2 separate regions of the Homo sapiens genome follow, and region 2 is linked to region 1. A link is an interaction called in ENCODE POLR2A ChIA-PET data of the cell type or tissue named here. Cell type or tissue: Panc1. All regions are shown on one strand. Each heading gives the region's core, and the rest is flanking DNA. Links, peaks and the distances in the headings are about the cores only. Region 1 overlaps SLC22A23 (solute carrier family 22 member 23). Region 2 overlaps LOC100507336 (a long non-coding RNA gene).

Evidence for each region. ChIA-PET counts read pairs that join two places held together with the same protein. Peaks named below come from ENCODE experiments on the same cell type or tissue, not always from the same donor. Only the 100,000 strongest peaks of a DNase experiment are listed, where the experiment ranks them.
Region 2: POLR2A ChIA-PET joins it to region 1 with 8 read pairs; 3 of 35 experiments call an interaction of 5 or more read pairs at or near these places.

The regions. Positions count from the first base shown.
Region 1 is chr6:3,290,791-3,302,095 of GRCh38, reverse strand. SLC22A23 (solute carrier family 22 member 23) reads left to right here. Exons shown (of 10, transcript NM_015482.2): 5 at 3,878-4,005. Among named protein-coding and RNA genes, the nearest start is that of PSMG4, 37 kb to the right of the region's middle. RefSeq lists an enhancer at 4,891-5,391. In Panc1, for the core only: no CTCF peak of the experiment used is centred there; a DNase peak (open chromatin) is centred at 4,855.
Region 2 is chr6:3,639,638-3,650,942 of GRCh38, reverse strand. All of the region lies in intron 2 of LOC100507336 (a long non-coding RNA gene), which reads left to right. Among named protein-coding and RNA genes, the nearest start is that of PXDC1, 110 kb to the left of the region's middle. In Panc1, for the core only: no CTCF peak of the experiment used is centred there; no DNase peak of the experiment used is centred there.

The DNA.
Region 1 (11,305 bases), core at 3,251-7,250:
ATAAAAAGTCTTCCAAAAAAGAAAAGTCCAGGACCAGAGGGCTTCACTGCTGAATTCTACTGAAACTTTAAAAATGTAATACCAACTTTTTTCAAACTATTCCCCAAAAAAACGAAACAGAAGGAATTCTTCCAACTCGTTTTACAAGGGCTTTATCTTGAAGGCAAAATGGCACCACTCAAATGTCCATACTCAAATATGCCGCATTTTGGATTTTCCCTGGGCTGTCACCTCCTATCCTGGCTTCAAAACTGTGTATAGTGAGCACATCTCCGCGGTTCTCCCCACCCTGTGGGTAACACTTGAGGATAAATCAAGGAACAGGACTTGAGATTGCTGGGGCAATGAAAAAGTTATGTCCTCTTGTGGAAGCTCTGCCCTGCTCGTTCACACCACCTGCGCCCTCAGCCCTGGGCAGTGGCCCTTGGGGTACGTGGCCCTAGGGGTTGGAAGGTGGGGCTGCAGCTCCTCCTCTGCTGGGTCATCTGGGCCTTGTTCTTCATTTATGGTCTTGATTTTCAAAATCCATTTCCTGCCATGGAGTTCCGTAAGCGTTTGATATAAATAAATTTTAATTATTTTGAAAGGACACAAATTTCCACGTTGTATGCCGTATTTCAAAACTGTAGAGACTACCTGCGAAATCGCTTGCGCTGTCATATTACCGTATTTATATATATTCATATATTGTTTCTTAGATAAGCAAAAATTCTCATAGAAATCACAAAATATTTAGAATCAAATCACAAATGTATCTCAAATGATAATATCTAGATGAATTTTGAAGTCTTAAGTACACTTATGAGAAAATTAATAATAATGACCTCTATGTCTATCCTGAGAAATTAGAAAAAGATACTAAACCCAAACGCATCAGAAAGATGGAAATACTATAGATCAGAACTTAAACTATGGGGGGTGGCATTTGTGTTAGGTTGTTTTATTATAAAGAAAAGATCTGATTTTTAAAATACAGCAAAATGTGAATATATATAATATTAATGTCATGTATCTGTTTCTATTTCCTTGGATTATGTTATTCAAAATTAATTTTGTATAGCTAGAGGCCAGGAAAACAAACATTAACTTTGAGTATTTAAAAAAAATCAGTGCCTGCAAATGTATTTGGGACTTCCATGTGAGATGACCAGAGACCTTCTGTCCATTCCACACGGCCCTCCTGCATTCCACACACCTGCTCAGCAGGACAGCTTTTAGCTCTTCAAGAAGCTCCCAAGTCTTCCAGAGTGAGTTATCATTCAGATCAGACCATCCCAAAGGTACCACCGAATTCAGTGGGAACAACTTCATCATGTAAAACACAGTCACAAGCAAATAGAAATTTGGACTTTTTTCAAATAGGTATGAAGGAGGCAGTAATTATTAGATATCGATAGTGATGTGACTTTGAAATAAAAATTTTCTGCTTCTCACAGTCTGTTCCTGCTGCTACAACAAAATACCTTACCCTGGATGATTTATAAACAACAGAAATTTATTGCTCACAGTTCTGGAGGCTGAGAGGTCCAGGATTAAGGCACCAGCAGATTCTGTGTCTGGCAAGCGTGTGTTGCTCATAGATGGAGCCTTCTGTGTCCTCACATGAGGGAAGGGGCAAGGCACCTCTCTTCAGCCTCCCGTTCTCATGACTTAATCACCCCTAAAGGCCCTATCTCTTAATACTATCACATTGGGGTTTAGTTTCCAACATATGAATTTGGGCCAGGGTGAGGGAAACACCATTAATACTTTTTCTAGCTGCTAGATTCATTTTAAAACTCTCCTGAGTCCGGGCACGGTGGCTCATGCCTGTAATCCCAGCATTTTGGGAGGCCGAGGCAGGCGGATCACGAGGTCAGGCGTTCGAGACCAGCCTGACCAACATGGTGAAACCCCATCTGTACTAAAAATACAAAAATTAGCCAAGCATGGTGGTACATTCCTGTAATCCCAGCTACTAGGGAGGCTGAGGCAGGAGAATCGCTTGAACCCAGCAGGTGGAGGTTGCAGTGAGCTGAGATCACACCACTGCACTCCAGCCTGGGTGACAGAGCAAGACTCCATCTCAAAAAAAAAAAAAAAAAAAAAAAAAAAAAAGTCTATCCTGAGCTTGCAAAGCAGGTGTTCGGTACTTACAATAACTTCTTACCAGCATCAGTCGTGACTTTCCTGATACAATTTAACTAAAATAAAGTGGAGTGATAACTAGAACACTGAGGGCTACAAGAAGCTAGGACTGTCATCTTGAGCTTTGATTTCTACTTTTTGTCTCTCCCAAACAGTCAAGGGTCAGCTGCCTGTTTTGCAATAAAGTATTATTAGCCCATAGCCACACCCACTCCCATACATCCACACTCAGGCCACAAGGCCAAGATGAGGAGAGACCATTTCACCCTCAAAGTCTAAAATATTGATGACTTGGACTTTTGCAGAGATAGCGTGCCAACTCCTGCTCTGCGCAGTCACGGTGTTCTCTTTGAGCAGCTTGTAAATATTGTCATAAATGTAAATTTATAAAATTAATTGATAATAAAACACTAGTTTTTTTGTATTGGGGCTCCTCACAAGATTCCATCTTTTAAAAAAAGAAAAAGATTCTGTCGCTTTGGTAAAACTCGAAAACCACTGCGTTGTGGCATCGTCTGAGGGACAGTGACAGGCGGTTAGCAGTAACGTGGAAATAGCTCTGAAGGAAACCCCGGGACAGTGAGCCTTCAGGTTCCGAAACTGAAAATAACTGCAGGTTGGTCATATTTGGAAGTAATTTTTTAAACGTAAAATCATTCTATTACTATTTATTGTGACAAAATACAACAAAATCAGCAGGCTTCCGTGAATTGTTTCTCCATGCTTTAGAAATCTATGGTTACTTTGAAAGGTATACACTGATTTCTTGACACAGCTGGTAGAATGTTGTTCATATCCGCTACTCTGTTACATTTGTTAAATTATTTTTTTATTTTTGTAATTGACACATAGTAATCGTACATATTTATGGGGTACACAGTGATGGTGCAGTACATAGAATGTAAAATGATCAGATCAGGGTAATTAGCATGCCCATCATCGCAAATATCACTTTTTTGTGTGTTGGGAACATTTTTTTTTTTTTTTTTTGAGACGGAGTCTCGCTCTGTCGCCCAGGCCGGACTGCGGACTGCAGTGGCGCAATCTCGGCTCACTGCAAGCTCCGCTTCCCGGGTTCACACCATTCTCCTGCCTCAGCCTCCCGAGTAGCTGGGACTACAGGCGCCCGCCACTGCGCCCGGCTAATTTTTTGTATTTTTAGTAGAGACGGGGTTTCACCTTGTTAGCCAGGATGGTCTCGATCTCCTGACCTCATGATCCACCCGCCTCGGCCTCCCAAAGTGCTGGGATTACAGGCGTGAGCCACCGCGCCCGGCCGGGAACATTTAACATCCTCCTCCTAGCTATGTGAAACTGTATATTATTAGTAGCTATGGTCATCCTACAGTGGCGTAGAACATTAGAACTTGTTCCTCCTACCTAGCTATAATTTTGTATCCTTCAACCAACCTCTCCCTATCCCCAGTTTCCCCCCACCCTTCCCAGCCTCTAGTATCCTCTGTTCTTCTTTTTACTTCTATGAGATCACTTTTTTTTTAAGCTTCCATACGTGGGTGAGAACATGTGGTTAACTTTTGTTAAGCATTTTTAAGGTCTTGATTTTTACTCTTTGGAAAAGAAAACTGGGAACGTTTCAGTGCCCACAGTTTTATCTCCCCTGATTGGGCTGATGCGTGTCTGGAGACTGACCGCCACCTGCCTGGGAAGCTCCCGGGCCACACCTAAGCCACACTTCCCGGTGCCGTGCAGAATCGGAAGACATTCACTGATCCCCTTTGTGTCTTTAAAGGATATTCCCCGAGTCCCTCCGGTGGCTAATGGCCACCCAGCAGTTTGAGTCTGCAAAGAGGCTGATCCTCCACTTCACACAGAAGAATCGCATGAACCCTGAGGGCGACATCAAGGGTGTGATACCAGGTGAGCACACCGCGGGCTGGCAGGGCTCAGAGAGGCTCCACGGGGCAGGTCCCTGACACCTGGGCTGGTTTTGTTGCACAAACAGCTGTTTTAACCAGCTGTGCAATTCTCCTGTGACCTTTTGGCCTGCACAAGGGCAATGTGGCAACCTTGACATTCTCTCCATTTTCTAGGTGTTGGTTTCTTTCATGATCAAGTCCAGCACACTCTGGATCTGCTCATCTCCTGTCTAAATGCAGAAGCGAGCCATGAGCCCAATATACACTGCTCAAGGGAATATCTGGCTGTCTGGCCCATAGCCTACCTGCCTGCCAGGTCTAAACACTGCCAGAGCGCTGGCTCAGGGTGTAGATGGCCCCTGTGACCTCAGCTTTCCTGAGCATGACCTTCAGAGAGCCACCATTGTCTTTACCTGGCCATGACCTATTTGTTGGGCAGCTGAAGACAGGAAAGGTGAAGTGTTTTTGGATAGTCGTTCAGATCCATAGAATTCCTGCGTGTCAGGAGCGTTACCACAGCTAGGTGGGGGTTCTCAACCTGGGGATCCACGTATCACCAGGAGGTTGTTAAAATCCAGATTCCTGGGCCTCTCCCTGGCACCTGGAGATCCTGACCTGTTAGATTTGGGATAAGCCCTGAGAACTTGCATTTCTAATAAGCACTAGAAGAGATTCTGATGCAAGTGGTATACAGATTTCCGTTTGAAGATCACTGGTGGTCTCGGCCCAAGCTCTGACTCACTGCCCTCACTGAAGACCTGGGATAAATTGTTGCTATAAAATTCCCTGGGAAAATAACCTCCAGGCCATCGTCCAAGAGAGAATATGCTCATTTTCCCCCCTGACCAGAAATGCTTGTGATCATGATTCATTCAGTAAACCAACACGTGTTTACTAGATGCCTGCTGTGTTTCAGGCGCTATTCTAGAGCAGAGAAGACACAGGCAAAGCCTTGCTCTCACGTAACTTGCAGGCAGGTGGGGCACACAGACAGGGAAGTTACACGTGCATACGTCAGGAGGGATGAAACAGCAGGGCTGTGGGATAGAGGGTGGCAGGGAGGGACTACAGTCAGAGTGGCTGCGGAAGCTTTGCTCCAGGGGCACAGGTGCAGGGGCCTGAGTGAGGTGGGAGAATGTGCCCTGCAGGTATCCATTTACGATGGGAAGGGATGCACGGGAACCCCAAATCAGAGAAGCCCTTGGTACCTGGACAGGCCTCTCGTTAGACTCCCAGTTCAGAAGATCGGGGACACTAGGTCACTAGAAGCTCCTTGGTGCTGCCGTAGCTCAGCCAGGATGTCACCCTCTGCCTCAACTTGTGCAGGGCCGTGAGAGTCAGGTCACCCAGGCTGGACCACGTGCTGGGTGGGGTGGGGCCTACCCAGGGACGCCTGAAGCTTTTGCTTCGCTGGACAGAAGAAGGACATGAGCCAGGTCTGGTTGACATGAAGGGTGCTGAGTGCTGGTGCATCTGTGGTCCCTTTTTATCCAGGGACAGTGACGAGAAACACGATGACACTCACATGGCACTCACATTTCAGCTCCTTTTCTAAGTGATTTGCAAATATTAATTCATATTTAATATTTAGCCCCCAAGTGCTTCACGTGTATTATTTCTCCATGACAGCCTATGAGAGAGGCACTATAATTAGCCCCGTTTGCCGATGAGGAAACGGGAGCACAGAGAGGCTAAGCAGCTTCCAGAGGTCACACAGCTGCTAAGAAGTTGAGCGAGGACTTGTCCAGCAGGGGTGCAAAGTCCAGCAGGGGTGGCTTTGCCACGCTGCTCTAACATGAGGGAGAGCTCTGGATAGATACAAACTTCCCTGCGCTGAGTAGTGAGTACTCAATCCAGGTTTCTCCAGCGGGGCCATGCTTGCTCGTTTTGGACGGTCCAGATGGCTTTCCCAGATTTCCCCAGACCTCACTCGTTAGCAGGTTAATGCTCTTAGGCTTACAGTACAATTTGTTTGTGGCATTTCCCTAATTAAGTCATCACACTCTGCTTCTTTCACGTTAAAATATTGTCTGGGAATAGCTTGTTTTCTCAAATCCTAATTACACTGATTCATTTCCCTCCTATATTTGGAAAGTGGTATTAGATCCTTTTTAAAAATTTATTTCTTTGCTTATGAGTTTTGCTGGTGCTTATTTCCTTTCCAGAGTCCCAGGCAGGAGGCTGGGTGAGAGGCAGTTGGTGACATGTGACTTAACAAAGAGGATAGAGGCTTCACCTCCTTGGGGAGCGGTCCTCAGGTGGTGGCTCTGCCCCGCAGCCCTTCACAGTGGACTCTGCTCTCTTCCACCCCCAGCTGTCAGATGTGTTGATGGCAGCACGATTGGCAGGGCTGCTGAGTGTGGGGGAAGGCAGCGTGTCTTTCAGTTGCTACATCTCCCACTTCCAGCTTCCTCTGCCCAGGCTCAGTTTTCTGCATGGAATCTTCCTCCCATCACCCCATCTAATCCCACAGCCAACACCTGCTCCGAGCCTCGTGTCTGTCACCCTCTCGCGCCCTGGCCGGCTGGCTGGGCTCCCAGCTTTGTTCCATCCTCCCTGCCACCAGGTCACACATGATCTGATCACATCACCACCGGCTTCAAGCCTCTCCAGTGCCTCCCAGTGCCTTTCGGGTAGACCCCAGGTCCTCCAGGCCACTGCAGAGGCTCTGATCTCTGCCTCCCACCACCTCACACCCTGGCCTTCGTTTGGCTCCCAGGACACACCACCGTCTCCCTCTCCACAGGTCCCTCCCGGTGCACACTCCCTGTCCTCTCAGCTCCCCACTCTTGCCTTGCCCAGCTCCTCAGAGACCAAGTCAGCCCCCAGTTATTCACTGTTACAACTTCAGCACTTCTCCCCGCTTCCCCTCATCCCAGCTACGACGAGTAATTGCAGGGTTCCTTATTACTGCCTGTCACCCCTGCAGAGCGGCAAGGCCAGGCAAGGCAGGGCCCGTCTGTAGAGCCAGACACTTCTGTGCCCCCAGCAGCAGCCCAGCCGAAGGCCTGACGCGACGCGTAGCAGGTGTGCCATGAATATTTATGGGCTAAACGAACCCAGGACTCCTATAGGAAGGAAGGGTTAGGATTGCGGTTGCATTGCCACTGGGTAAGTAAGCGTCTCGGGCCTGGCTGGAGGTACGTGTAGGGGTCCAGTGGGGCTGCTCACTGCCCCATCAGTACATCCTAACCTTGGACTTATGCCGGGGGAAAACCTGATGTTCTCAAATTTCTTATTTCCTTTTCTCTTTTAAAGCTGTCCTTGGTTTATCTCCTAGCAAGTGTGAAGTTCTTACTGGCCTGTGCAGCTGAGTTTAGATATGTGGGTGTGTTCCTGAGCATCATTCTCTCAATGTCAGTCCTGCAACCTTCATATCACATAACGTGCCCAACTGCTGAGAGCACTCCTGTGTCATTAGTTCCTGAGGTTTTGAGCGTTTAAAGCAGGAGTAGAAGGCCCGCTGGTTCCCAATGTGGCCGTGTGGCCAGCAGCCTAATGCAAAAACGAGACCCGGGATGAGTGCCACACACGGCACTGTGCCTTCAGTTTCACAGGCTGAGCATCCCTTATCCAGAATGCTCGGGACCAGAAGTGTTTTGGGGATTGGATGTTTTGGGATTTGGGGATATTTGTATGATACTTACTGGTTGAGCTTTCCAAATCCAAAAATCCCAAATCTGAATGCTCCAGTGAGCATTTCCTTTGAGAATCATGTGGGTGCTCAAAAGATTCTCAATTTTAGAGCATTTCAGGCTTCAGATTTTGTAGAATCTCAAATGGTAGTAATGTAACTCAATGTAGAATGTCGAATGCTCAAATGGTAGTAAGATAAGCAAAAAGTCACTGGACAGTGACTGCCAGGCATCGGAGGAAGCGCTTCATATGTATCTCATCTGCATCTGAGCTTCATGAGGGAGAGGAGCCATTCTCCCTACTTTACAGGAACAGAACGGGCCCAAAGAGGCTGAGCAGTGGGGAGCAGTAACTCCATGATACCTCTCAGTGTCAGGCTAGCCCCAGGGGAAGGACGGCAAATGCACTCCTGTCTTCTTCCTTGTGGGGAGCCACGTGCAGGGTGCAGGCATCCTCCGTCCTCAGCATCAGTCCTCTCCGGGCAGCCCCACACCTCACCCCGGAGAAGCCAACCTGCCCAGCATTGCCAGGATGCACGGCTGAGTCTGTGTGATCCGAGCGCCCCCATCTTAGCCCCATGTGGGGCTCCCTACTACCCCTAGCAATGACAGAGCTTGGGTTTTGTCCTGGCCTGCCTCACTCTGCCTTAACAATCTGTTCAGATCCTAAGATGACGAGAGGGTGGATATGTCAGGCCACCTCCACGTTCCACGCTAGGTACCTTGCCCAAGTCACACCACCTGTAAGTGATGAAAGCAAGGTATGACCCCAGGCAGGCTGCACAGGGCCCTCACTCCACAGGCGACCGCCACGGCTCACTCAGAGGGCTCAGGTTAGGTGGAGCCTGTGTCTGGGCAGACGAGGACAGAGATGACAGAGGTCGGCAGTGCCCGGTCAGTTGTTGAAAGCTTGGCTAGACATTGAAGATTGTGCTGTCTGAGGTGACTTCGTGATAAGACTCCTGTGGACGCTTATCTTCCACTTGCTTTCAAGCACATTTATTCGAGTGGCCGAGTGGCCCCATTCTAAATCCGTCCCGGAGGGGTGAGGGGCTGTGGGGAAGAGGCAGCAGGTGCTTTTTCTACTTCCCAACACGGGTGTGGGGCTCAGGGCTGCCTCCTTGGAGCGTTTGGTGTGCTTTTTTAATGACTCATGTGGCAGAGATGGCAGCATCCCTTCTTCCCTTTCATTCTCTTTCTCCTCCTCCTGCTCCTTGTCCTCCTCCTTTTTCTTTTCTTGCTTTCCGTCTCTATAACTGATGTTTTTCCAATTTCACCCCTAACGCACTAGCATCGTCCACTAGGATGACAACAAAGCCGGTTTATCTCATACCCCCACGCAAGCCAATTCCAATTCTCCTCTGCGTGTGTTTTCCCTGCTCCTCCTGAGCCTGGTCTTGGGCGAGTGGCCACTGCGTCCTCTGCTGTCCTCGGAGGCCTGGTTTACCTCTCACACCAGATGGCCAAATGTGGAGAGGCCGTGCCCTCCTCCCAGCGGGTCAGCAGGGTCATCAGGGCCTCCTTTCCCTCCCTCTGTTGGTGAAGAGAAGCTGGGAGATGTTGGGCTCACTGAGCACGGGGCGGGAAGACACGTGCTCCCCGAGTGCTCCCAGAGGCCGCGCCGAGTTCTCCCATCCGGCCCTCAAGGCAGCGCTTCATCCTACTTCACAGACGAGCAGCTGGGCTCAGAGCAAGGACAGCGTAGCTTTTCCAAGGAGAGCGTAGCTTTGCCGGAAGTGCAGAAGCTGGGTTCCTGCCCAGGCTCATCGGGCCCCTCACAGCACCCAGACCTCAGCCCCGACCACACGGGGATCCGTGAAAATGTGGAGGCACAGGGGCTGCAGGATGGCCTTGGACATACCTGGCTCATCAAAATTCAGTCGGCTCGACGTGGGTTTTGGTTGGAAAATTTTCTGATGGCTCTAAGTCAAGCAGGCTGATGTGTCCTCCTCCTCCTCTGTCTCGAGGAGAGCATGGGAGCTGGGTGCTCGCAGCAGCAAATCCTAGATGCCAGTGTCCCACAACCTGGCCGGGCTCCCTGTTGCCCATTCATTTCCATGTGTGAGGAGTTTAGAGAAGTCTCTAGATGTCCATCTGATACCTGGACAGACAAAAAGGCCTCTTGGATTCAGCTACCATTGAGGGTGTTAGAACCATCTGAAGTGTCCTATAACATAGAGCGCTGCCTTGAGGGCCGGATGGGAGAACTCGGCACGGCCTCCAGAAGCACTCGAGGATTTGAGGCCCAGAAGAACAGATATAATGCTGCGGAAGCTTCATGCTGTTGTTGACAGGCTGGTGATGTGAGTAACTGGTAGTAAGATAAGCACAAAGTCATTGGACAGTGACTCTGCCAGACATGGGAGGAAGCGCTTCATGTGCTTCCTGAAAACATATCAATAGCCCTGGAAAGGTTAATCTAATTCCACTTAGAAGAATTCAGTTACCTCTGCAGACTACAGTCAATTTTTTAGACTGGGTTCTAGGTTTAATTTTATTTAAAAAGCTCAGGTCATAATGCAGTTGTTATTGCTTCTTTAACATCATACTTAGTAAACAATAACATATCAGGAGTTCAGTTTGGGGTATATACTTTTTAAAACTTTAAACTTATATGGACTTGCTAATGGACATTGAAATTTTCTTCTCGGAAGTCTTCCATGGTGAGAAAACGTAGCTATTACAGTTGGTTTCTGATGAGTTCTATAATAGCAAAGATATTCAGATCATTGGATCCAAGGTTTTCTGTTAACCATGATATTTTCAAGCTCTTTATAAAATTAGTTATTTTAACCATGGAGAAACTGTGCCTGTAGTCAAAGTAGCCCATTTTTGCTGAGGAAAAATAATGGACCTTGGGAGCTGAGAGGGTCCGTGGACCAGCAGCTGAAACGCCGGCCCTGTGGGCTTACACACAGACCTCAATCTTTGCACCCAAGTATGGCAAGGGAGAAAGTTCTGGAAACTCAGTAGACATGAGCTCCCTCAGACAAGTGAAAGGTTTCTCCTTCTCCCTTCTGTGCCCTGGCTGGTGACACTCAGTTCAAAAACAATGTTTGAATAAAAACATCATTGCTTTATTCAAATCCCTACGGTTTAGCAACACATTTTTTCTTCAAACTATAATGAAAGAGCTTTGTGACCCTCCTACCGCTGGATGGCAGGAAGGAGGTGGAAGAGGAGGGTTGAACTTGAGCCATCCAGGGTTCAGAGTGGCCCTCGGAAGCACAGGGCCAGGGTCCTGGAGACACAGCCCCCGAGGGAGCAGAAGGATCCCTCTAGAGGCAACGACAGACCTCCCAGTACTCGACTTCCCAGATTGCGAATGTCTGATACTGTCGTGGTACTGTTGTCGAAACTAAAAGAGTGACATTGGAACACTACCATTCACCAAACCCCAGCCTTTATTTGGTGCCTCCCATCATCGTGCTTTCCATGACGACTCCTCCCACCCGGGATGCCGCCCAGGACTGCGTCTTGTCCTCCCCTCTCCCTAGTCTCCTGGTCTGACAGCTGCTCAGTCTTTCTTGTTTCTGGTGACCTTGACAGTCTTGAAGAGTCCTGGTTCCCCTCCGCTTCGGGAAGTCTCCCTTTTCTTTTTTAGCTCCCCAGTAGGGGATTACTCCATGAAGACATGCCAGGCTAGGAAGGCAGAGAGGCAACAGA
Region 2 (11,305 bases), core at 3,514-7,513, 350 kb before region 1:
GGTGGGAAAGGCGCGCAGTGTCATGTCCAGGCCCAACTGGCAGTTTGGGACACTAAGTGGTGGTGAGGGGCCCTGCCCTCAGCCTGTGCACACTTCCTCGCCCCATCCACACTCATCCATTCTGCCTGGGACCCTGGGGGGACGCACCACGCAGGGCTGTGTGCTCTCGGTGCAGCAGCGTTCTCAGGGGATTAGGCCATGCCCTGCGCCACAGCCTGCGGGCCGTGGATCCCAGCCTACAGCTGAGGTGGGTCCAGGGGCTGGCTTTGTGGCAGAGCCCATCTGGGAAACAGGAGTGGGGCTGGGAGAAATGGGTGCCAGGCAAGTGTGGACTTCATTCTACCCTGGGCTTCTGAGGCCTGAGGACACTGCATTAGCTTGGACCCATACTATGCTGAACAGCCACTTCCACAGAGATGACTTGTTTGCTTCAGTAAGACTGGAACCATGTCTGCCACCTGGGCAATCCTTCCACAGGTATCGCATTGCTGAGCACAGAGCGGGTGCTGTGGAGGTTCAGGAGACCTCTCAGAGGCTGGGCCCTGTTACTGGCAGGTGATCTGAGCATGGTGAGCCTGCTGCCTGAAGGTGACTTGGACATCATTGACACCGGGTTGTGGAGAGCATCGTGACTTGCCTTTGCAAGAGATTCGCTCTCCTAATCTTGTTTTGCCCAGGATGCCACTTGAGTTTGCATTTCCCGCACACACACAGCCCTTCTCTTAATACAGTGTGGGTGAGCTGCAGATAAGCAATGTGTAAGGAGACACCGTTGGGACTAAACACTTTCCAGAATAATCTACCATAGGAAATTAAAGGAGGAACTTATTCCACTGCTACCCTTATTTTGCAGGATGGGAATCTGGGGTACAATATAATTTTATGCCCATTCCAGTTCAAAGCTCTTCCTCAGAGTTTTTTTTTTTTCCAAAGGAAAACTGGAAACCATGTTTTTCTTGGTCTGTATGTCCTCAAAGGACCGACATAACTGACACAGCATGAGGGGCAGCTGCCAAAGGCACAGTATTGGCACCAGTGGAGGATGTCCAGGTTCTTGGCATCTTGAACAAAGAATAGGACAAAATGTGCAAACAAAGCAAGGAAGGAATGAATGGATTTATTGAAAATGAAAGTACACGCCACAGTGTTGGAGCAGTCCTGAGCATAGGGGCTCAAAGGCCCGTTCCAGAATTTTGGGGAGTTTAAATACCCTCTACTTGGAGTATGCCCTATGTAAATGAAGAGCATGAAGTAAAGTTACAAAGTCATCTACGGCGTACGCCCTATGGAGTGGATATTTCCTGTCATAGCTGAAGTGTGAATCGGCCTTATATTCCCTGCCTCCAGACCCTATTTTCCTGCCTCAGTATCACCGAGGCTGAGACTTGGCCTGCATAGCAGAAAACTTCTAAGTAACAATAGCAGAAGCAGGATAGAAATACATTTCTCTCACAAGCAAAAAAAGGCTCACTGATCAGTCATAAGTAGGTCCAAGGTGTGATCAGGGACACATAGTCCTGTCACTTTCCTTTGTCTTTTTCCATCTGTGACTTCTGGACAGAAGCTTTCCTAATGGTCTAAAATGGCTTCTGGAGCACCAGCCATCATATCCGTGTCCCAGAGTGGCAGAAGAGAGGGGAAAAAAATACCTTCTTTAGGCTAAATCAGCTCTCTTAAAGCAATCTTTCTTAGCATAAGAAAGACTAGCAAATGGGGTCTTTTAGCTGGGTGTGCTGCCATTCTGAAGAAAACCAGTGTTCTGACACTAAGAAAGGGAAGCTTCTCCCATGACACCACGCCCCATTTAATACTGGAGATCATTTCTGATGCATCTCACTACTTCCATTGTGCCTAGCACACCACCTGGCCAGAAATGGAGCTGGTTTGTGTTTGTCAAATGTTAATGAAAGCTACCCTCAAACAGCTACTTTCAGCTGTCTAGGACATTGATGGCTCATTTTGCAAGACACCTGCTGGTGCTGGGGATAGATAAACCAGGCTATTGCAGTGGACTCTAAAATGTGATACTACATACTTGGGCCACCCCTAGAGCTGTTCATGTGGTCATATCTCACTTTTTTTCCCCCAGTTCTTTAAGAGATTTTCTTTTTTTGGTTATCTTATTCTTCTTTGGTTTACAGAAGTAATATACAAAAATTCATTGCAAACGAGTTTCAAGCATTTCAGGACAGATAACATAGGACGTGAGAGTCCTAATGATTGCATCTTCTAGAAACACCACTGCAGGGCCAGTTGCAGTGGCTCACCCCTGTAATCCCAGCACTTTGGGAGGCCAAGGTGGGCAGATCATGGGGTCAGGAGATCGAGACCATCCTGGCTAAAATGGTGAAACCCTGTCTCTACTAAAAATACAAAAAATTAGCCAGGCGTGGTGGCGGGCGCCTGTAATCCCAGCTACTCAGGAGTCTAAGGCAGGAGAATCACTTGAACCTGGGAGGTGGAGGTTTCAGTGAGCTGAGATCACACCACTGCACTCCAGCCTGGGTGACAGAGTGAGACTCCGTCTCAAAAAAAAAAAAAAAAAAAAAAAAGAAAAAGAAAAAGAAACACCACTGCTACCAGCTCAGTGTTTGTTTTTCTTTTTGGAGATAGATATATAGAATTACAGGGAGCCATACTTGCCTTTTCACTTAGTAACATATGTTGGAAAGTTTTTGATATGTCTCTACATTGATCTTTATTATTTATTCCATTATTTTCAACTTTTTGTGACATTAGAATGTTTATCAAAGTAACACACTATTTAAAAATAATATCAGGCCAGGTGCGGTGGCTCACGCCTGTAATCCCAGCACTTTGGGAGGCTGAGGCGGGTGGATCATCTGAGGTCAGGAGTTCAAGACCAGCCTGGCCAACATGATGAAACCTCGTCTCTACTAAAAATACAAAAGTTAGCTAGGCGTGATGGCAGGCACCTGTAATCCCAGCTACTTGGGAGGCTGAGGCAGGAGAATCACTTGAACCCGGGAGGCGGAGGTTGCAGTGAGCAGAGATCACACCACTGCACTCCAGCCTGGGTGACAGAGTGAGACTTTGTCTCAAAAAAACAATTAAATAAAAATGATACCAATCAGTTTATGTTTCTTCTTCACTCATCCCCACTTTCCAAACCTGCTCAAACACATATTAACTTCTTTATCATTTTATTTTGCTAATTACCTTCATGTTTCTAAATAAATGTTTTTTCTTCTATTTGTTGATTCATCAACATTAAACATATTCTGTTTATTTTGTGTTATCCTAGATGGTTATTTAATTCTCTTATGCCTGCCTCTCCTTAGGTCCCCAAATAGTTAGATCAGCATGTTTTAAAAACAAGTTAATACTTAGGATTTTTTTACTACATAGTCCACTGTTGAGACAAGTATTGTATTAAGGTGATATTTCATTTCTTGTACAACTTCGATTTTCCCAGAGTTTTTTTTTTTCACTTGCATTGTTTTCCATGAGACTATTCTCAAAATTTGCAAACGGCTCCAACAGATGTTGATCAGTAATTTTTACACAAGTGCTCCCTTACATCACATAGTCCACTCTTTTACTCAGTCATTTGTTTGCTGATTTATTTAGCAAACGTTCAAGATGCCTGAGTTTCTCCCTCTTTTTCACTTTTGTCTTCTAGTAATTCTTTTGAAGCGTGCACATCTGGGGGCCACCAGCCCCACAGACTGGCCACAGACTCTATTTGCCACATTCCCTGAAGGCGGGAGTGGCCGGGGTCAGTGGAGAGGCCAGGCTTGAGGGGAGGTGTGGGTTGGGCATGGTCTCTGAACTGCCTGGACTCCTCTGTAAGGACAGTTTTGTGGGCTCTCTTCATGGGCACCTCGTGCACTGTTGGTGAATTTCTGGGGGAAGGCATCATCCGCCCTGTGGCTGTTGAGAGCGGAACTGGCTTCTCTTCGGTCTTTCAGTTGTTCTCTGTAATTCAAGGCCGGCTTCTTGGATGGATGACCTGCGCAGTCACAAGAGACCCCACACCCGGAAGAGCCCTGTGCTCGGTTTAAGGCTCTGTCGTTGCTGTCTTGAAATCTTCCTAACCGCGTCTCTGAGATTTTTGTAAGCCTGGTGGGACAGTACAGCAGCACCTGAGCGATACGCACGTCCCCGGCCCCGGCCACCCACTTCGCACATGGCGCTCGGGATGCCCTTATGAGCACAGAATTCTGGTGGACCCGGGAAGCACAGGACTCCAGGAAGCCTGAGCAGGTGCAAGGTAAAAACACATCCCATCCGAGACTCAGTACGTCGGGCACTGACAGCCCCCAAATTCTAGACTCTCCCCCTTGAAGCAGGACTTGCTTGCAGAAAGAAGGTAGAGCTGTTCTAAGAAACACAAACAGCCAGGGAAACCTGCCACATTCCTTCTTTTTTTTTTTTTTTTTTTTTTTTTTTTTTTTTTTTTTTTGAGATGGAGTCTCGCTCTGTCACCCAGGCTGGAGTGCGGTGGCGCGATCTCGGCTCACTGCAAGCTCCACCTCCCAGATTCACGCCATTCTCCTGCCTCAGCCTCCGGAGCAGCTGGGACTACGGGCGCCCGCCACCACGCCTGGCTAATTTTTTTTGTATTCTTAGTAGAGACGGGGTTTCACCGTGTCCGCCAGGATGGTCTCGATCTCCTGACCTCGTGATCCGCCCGCCTCGGCCTCCCAAATTGCTGGGATTACAGGCGTGAGCCACCGCGCCCGGCCACCTTCTTGTATTAACCAATCACTTATGCTGAAAAATGTCATAGAAGGAAAGGGGAAAAACAAGACAACTGTGGTTCCTTCTCCTTTCGGTGTTTCCTTTCCCCACGAGTAAGCCCAAGGCACAGGGTGTTGGCAGAATGTGCACGTGTCAAGAAGCGAAATAAAAACAGCTGAGCGTGGTGGCTCATGCCTGTAATCTCCACTTTGGGAGGTTGAGGCAGGCGGATCACGAGGTCAGGAGTTCAAGATCAGCCTGGCCAGCATGGTGAAACCCTGTCTCTACTAAAAATACAAAAAATTAGCTGGGCATGGTGGCACACGCCTGTAATCCCAGCAAATCTGGAGGCTGAGGCATAAGAATCGCTTGAACCCAGGAGGCAGAGGTTACAGTGAGCAGAGATTGCACCACTGCACTCCAGCCTGGGTGACAGAGCAAGACTCTGTCTCAAAAGACAAACAAACAAACCAACCAACAAACAAAAAACAGCTGAGTGCAGTGTTTCTGTTGTCTGGCAAACATGGAATACCCACACACACAAGTATTAGCTACAAAATAGGGAGTATGTCCTTTCAATGATTCCTCAGACAAGTTAAATGCTTTCATATATGCATTTAAAACTGCCAAGGCACATTGTAAAGATGGACAGAAAAAAAATCATGCTAATGATTTAAATTTTTAACTTTTATTTACCTAGAAGAAGTTTAAAGAACAAACAAAAAGCACCGAGTCAGGTCAGCAGAAAGACCACAGGAAAGAGGAATAAATTTTATATTTTAGTGCTTTTAATGTCACTCTTTTTTTTTCTCTGCTCTTTTGATAAGGGGCCCCACATTTTTAATTTGTACCAGGCTCCAGAAATGATGTAGCTTTCCCAAATCTTTCTTTTGATTCAACTGGGAGGAATTGTTTAGGTTACATGTGTCTATCCAGGTGCTGAGGCAATAAGGTTTTAAGGAAAGTTTTGATCAGAATCGTTGTCTCTGAGGAATTAATAATATGACTGGAGACGCTGGATTTATACACAGACTAGACAAATCCAAGACTGCATAAAATCTAAAGTAAGCTGAGGATGCCCATAAGTAACAGAATAGAGAAGAGAGAGAAGTATTGCTTGCTTAAAAACAGCCACCATGAATGAAAAACTATTCTGAGATAGGCCTTATGAGAGAGGAGGCAGGAGTATCCCCTAACTCTACTATGTTGGTATTTTCTGAACCCCAAATGGGGATACTGAGGGTGACCCATCACTCAGCAAAGGAACAGAATGTTGAAGCGTTTGGCCATTTTCTGAGTAATGATTCTTTGTTTTCTAGAGCTCCTTCCTTTCTCCACTGCCCATTTCAGATTTGGACCTGGTACTTCTTACTTACAACACCTGCTTGTGTTCCCCGACGCCCACAGGGCTGTGCCTTCCTTCTTCAGAAGTCACAGGGCTGTCTAGCGCCTGAGTCACTGCTGTAATTAGCGACACACACACCAGCCGGTCCCTTTGCCTGGTTGGGAAAGGGACAGCTTTTTGGCAAGAAAAGATCACCCAGAACACCCAGAACTAAATATTCTCTGGTTCCTATTAGCCCTGGGCTTCTTACAGCACTAATTAAACCACTGTTTTGTCTTCTTAGCCATTAATATGCTGAGATCACAGCCCCCGGGTTGGGGGAGGAAGGATAGTGCAGAAAAAAACGGTAATTCCCTCCCTCAATCAATAGGTGCCTGTACGAGGAGGCAGAGCCCAGGGCACACATGCACACACACAACAGCCAGATTTCTGCTCTCAAAGGCAGCGGATTTCAGGGGCATAGCCAAGGGATTTTGCAAAAAAAAAAAAAAAAGCAAAAAAACAAGAAAAACTCCATGGTGCTATTTTGTGGAGAAGTGACCCTCTCTGTTTCCACCGTTTAAATCCTGCTCCACCATCACATTGCAGAGCCCACTCTTTCACTCAATCATTTATTTGCTTATTGATTTATTTAGCAAACATGCAAGATGCCTGAGTTTCTCTTTTTCACTTTTGTCTTCTAGTAATTCTTTTGAAGCATGCACATCTGGAGGTCACCAGTCCCCACAGGCGGGCCATAGACTCTATTACCACATTCCCTGAAGGTCGGGATGGCCTAGGTCCGTGAAGAGGCCAGGCTTGCAGGGAGGTGTGGGGTGGGCATGGTCTCTGAACTGCTGCGACTGCTTCGTAAGGGCAGTTTTGTGGGCTTTTGAAGGCAGTGGATTTCAGGAGCATGGCCAAAGGAATCTGCAAAAAAAGCAAGAAAAATCCATGGGTGCCATTTTGTGAAGTGACCCTGGCTGCTTCCACCGTTTAAATTCTGCTACCGTGGGGGAGTATCAAACCATTCACTGCAGAGATGTGACTGGTGTATTACCTACCACCAGGGAGGGAGTGGCACCCAATGTTGGATGCATATCTCCTTACCATCCCTGTAACGCCATCCCTTTCTGTCTAAAAAAACATATTCACATACGTGTGAGTGGAAGCAGTGTTATTGTAGGAATTGCCCTGGAAACTGCTCTAATGTATTATTCTTTTAAGTAACATTTTGATAATAGTTGTTAATATTATTAGTTACTGTTATTCTAACTGTCCAACCCCATGGAACACCCTGGGGTCACACTCCAGGCAGAGGATGGTGAGTGCAGTTCATGCTTAGGGGCCCTCATTCTCCAGTGGAACCAGAGAAATGAGATTTTTCACCTGCAGCAAAAAGGAAATAGGGTCAGGACATAAACCAATTTTTCTGAAAATCTTTCTTTCAATTAATAAATACTAGTAATAAACATCCAAGAAAAAGGTTTGAAGTTCACAGAAAAGAATGCTGCTGCAAACAAAATTCTAAAATACCCATAATCTCACTACTCAGAAATACTTACCATTATCATTTTACCCTAGACTTTATTATACAAATTTTAAACATCCCCAAAAGGTTGAAAAATAATGTGACAAACATTGATATTTCTACCCCATGGATTCAATGATTGTTAACAATTTGCCTTATTTCTTTATCTTGCTTGACAATTTTCATTTTAGTTTATGATCTCTTATATTTTTTCTTTGCATATAAATCCTTCCCTCCCCATCAAATTGAGTTTGTAAGTGCCTGCTGGGGTTTTGAACTTGTAGTTGAAATACACACAACATCAACTTTCCTATCTTCATTTTTTTTGAGATGAAGTCTCACTCTGTCTCCCAGGCTAGAGTGCAGTGGTGCAATCTCCGCTCACTGCAAGCTCCACCTCCTAGGTTCACGCCATTCTCCTGCCTCAACCTCCCGAGTAGCTGGGACTACAGGCGCACGCCACCATGCCCTGCTAATTTTTTGTATTTTTTAGCAGAGATGGGGTTTCACCGTGTTAGCCAGGATGGTCTCGATCTCCTGACCTCATGATCTGCCCGCCTTGGCCTCCCGAAGTGCTGGGATCCTGTCTTCATTTTTTTCAGTGTATGCTTGAGTGGTAAGAACGCTCACGTTGTTGTGCAGCCATCACCATTTCCATCTCCAGAACGCTTTTCACCGTGCAAAAATGAAACTTCATACCCAGTAAACAGTAACGCCTCATTCTTCCTCCCTCCTCCTAGCTTCGAATAACTCCCCCCTTCTACTTTCCATCTCTATGAATATGACCACGCTAGGAACCTCATTTGAGTGGAATCACCCAGTATTTATCTTTTTGTATCTGGGTTATTTCTCTTAGCGTAATATCCTCCAGGCTCACATGGTTGTTGCAAATGACGGGATTTCTTTCCTTTCTAAGGCAGAGTGACATTCTACTGTATGTGTATGCCCATTTTGTGTATCCATTCATCTTTTGATGAACACTTGAGTTGCTTCCACCTTTTGGCTATTGTGAATAATACCGCTAAGAACATGGTATACAAATATGTCAAGACTCTCCCTTCAGTTCTTGTAGGTATATGTCCAGAAGTGGCATTGATGGAACATATGGTAATTTCATGTTGAATTTTCTGAGGAATGCCGTACTATTTTCCACAGTGGCTGTATCATATTACATTGCCAAGAACAGTGCACAAGGGTTTCAGTTTCTCCACATTCTTGCCAACAGTTAATACCTGTTTTTCTTATGGTAGCCACACTAATGGCTTTGAAGTGGTATTTCATGGTGGTTTTGATTTGCATTTCCCCAATGATTAGTGACGTTGAGCATCTTTTCATTGTTTGTAAGCCGTTTGTATATCTTCTTTAGAGAAATGTCTATTCAAGTCATTTGCCCATTTTATATTTATTTATTATTTTCTTACATGTCTTTAATGTTTTAAAAAGTTGTATTCATTTATGGTGTACAACATATTTTGATATATGTATATATTATGGAATGACTAAATCAATCTAATTAACATATCCATGGCTTCAAATACTTTTTTTTTGTGGTGAGAACATATAAAACCTACTGACTTAGCAATTTTCAAATGTATGGTACCTTATTGTTATCTGTAGTCACCATGTTGTACAATAGATCTCCAGAACTCATTCCTTCTACCTAACTGAAACTTTGTACACTTTGACCTATATCTCCCTATCCCCTTCACCCCCACCTCTGGTAAACACTATTCTAATCTCTACATCTATGAGTTCAACTTTTTTAATTCCACAGATAAGTGAGATCACACAGTATTTGTCTTTCTGTGCCTGGCATATTTCACTTAGCATAATGTCCTCCAGGTTCATCCATGTTGTTGCAAATGGCCGTATCTTCTTTTTTTTAAAGGCTGAATACAATATTCCATTGTATGCATATATACAACAATTTCTGTGTCCATTCATCTATCAGTGGACACATATCTTGGCTATTGTATATAATGCTGCATTGAACATAGAAGCACAGATGTTTGCATAAGATGCTGATTGTATTTGTTTTGGGTGTATACCCAATAGAGGGATTGCTGGGTCGTACGGTAATTCTATTTTTAATTTTTGGAGGTTCCTCCAAACTATATGTATGAATTTACATTCTCACCAACAGTGTACAAGGGTTCCCTTTCCTCCACATCCTCACCAATCCTTGTTATCTCTTATCTTTTTGATATTAGCCATCCTCACAGGTGTGAGGCATTTATTGTGGTTTTGATTTTTGTTTCCCTGATGATTAGTGATGTTGAGCACTTTTTTCATATACCTGCTGACCATTTGAATACCTTCTTTGGAAAATTGTCTATTCAGGTCTTTTCCCCAGTAGAACTATTTCCTTTTCGAAGTGTTTGTGGTTAGTGTATATACGTGCACCTGATTTTTGTGTGTTAATTTTGTATTCTGCAACTTTGGTAAATTCATTTATTAGTTTTAACAGGTTTTCAAAAATAAACTCTTTAGGGTTTTCCACATATAAAATTATGTCATCTGCAAACTGAGATACTTTTACTTCTTCCTTTCTAATTTGGATGCTTTTTATTATTTTTTTTCTTGCATAATTGCACCAGCTAGGACTCCTAGTACTATGTCAAATAGAAGTGACAAAAGTAGGCATCCTTGTCTTGTTACTGATCTTGGAGGAAAAGCTTCCAGTCTTTCACCACTGAGCATGATGTTAGCTGTGGGCTTTTCATACATGACTTTTATAATGTTGAAGCATCTGAGCCTACTGTTTTTGAAATCTTCTTTTTCAACTTAATGTGTCATCTACGTGTCCATGTCATTATTACTCTAAAATATAATATTAAAGGATGTATTTAATAAGTTTTGATTAAACAAAGTGTTCTAGTTGTAGAAAACCCAGAAAACACTGCTATGTAAAAGATTTTCAAAAATCACTCATGCTTCTTTCTGTGGAGGCCCCTGTGTGTATTCTGAAAACCATTTGTTCTTATGTGTTTATTTTTAAGTTAAACAACTTTTATTGAAGTGTAACATATATCAAGAAAAGCACACAGGCCAGTCGCGGTGGCTCATGCCTGTAATCCCAGCACTTTGGGAGGCTGAGGCAGATGGATCACTTGACGCCAGGAATTCAAGACCAGCCTGGCCAACATGGTGAAACCCTGTCTCTACTGAAAATACAAAAATTAGCCATGCATGATGGCATGCGCCTGTAATCCAGCCACTCGGGAGGCTGAGGCAGGAGAATTGCTTAAGCCCGGGAGGCAGAGTTTGCAGTGAGCCAAGATCATGCCACTGCACTCCAGCCTGGGCAACAGAGCAAGACTCCATCTCAAAAAAAAAAAAAAAAAAAAAGAAAAGAAAAGAAAAGGCAAAAGCAAAAAAAAAGGAAAGCACACAAATGGTAAGTACACAGCTCCATGAATTTTTGCAAAGTGAACACAGCAATAAAATCCCACACAGATGAGAAATAGAGCCTGGCCCGCATGCACCACAGAAGTGCTTTCCTCGCCCTCTCACTCACCACCCCTGACAAGGATGACATTTTTCTGACTTCTAGCATCACAGATGAGTTTGTCTGATCTTGCATGTTATATAAGTAGAATCGGACTGGCTGTGTTTTTGATGTCTGGCTTCTTTTGCTCAGCCTCATACTTGTGAGATTAATCTATTTTTTGCTTATAGAAGTTCATTTTTATTGCCATAGAGTATTCCTTAATAGGAATATATGAACAATGTATTTGTGTGCATTC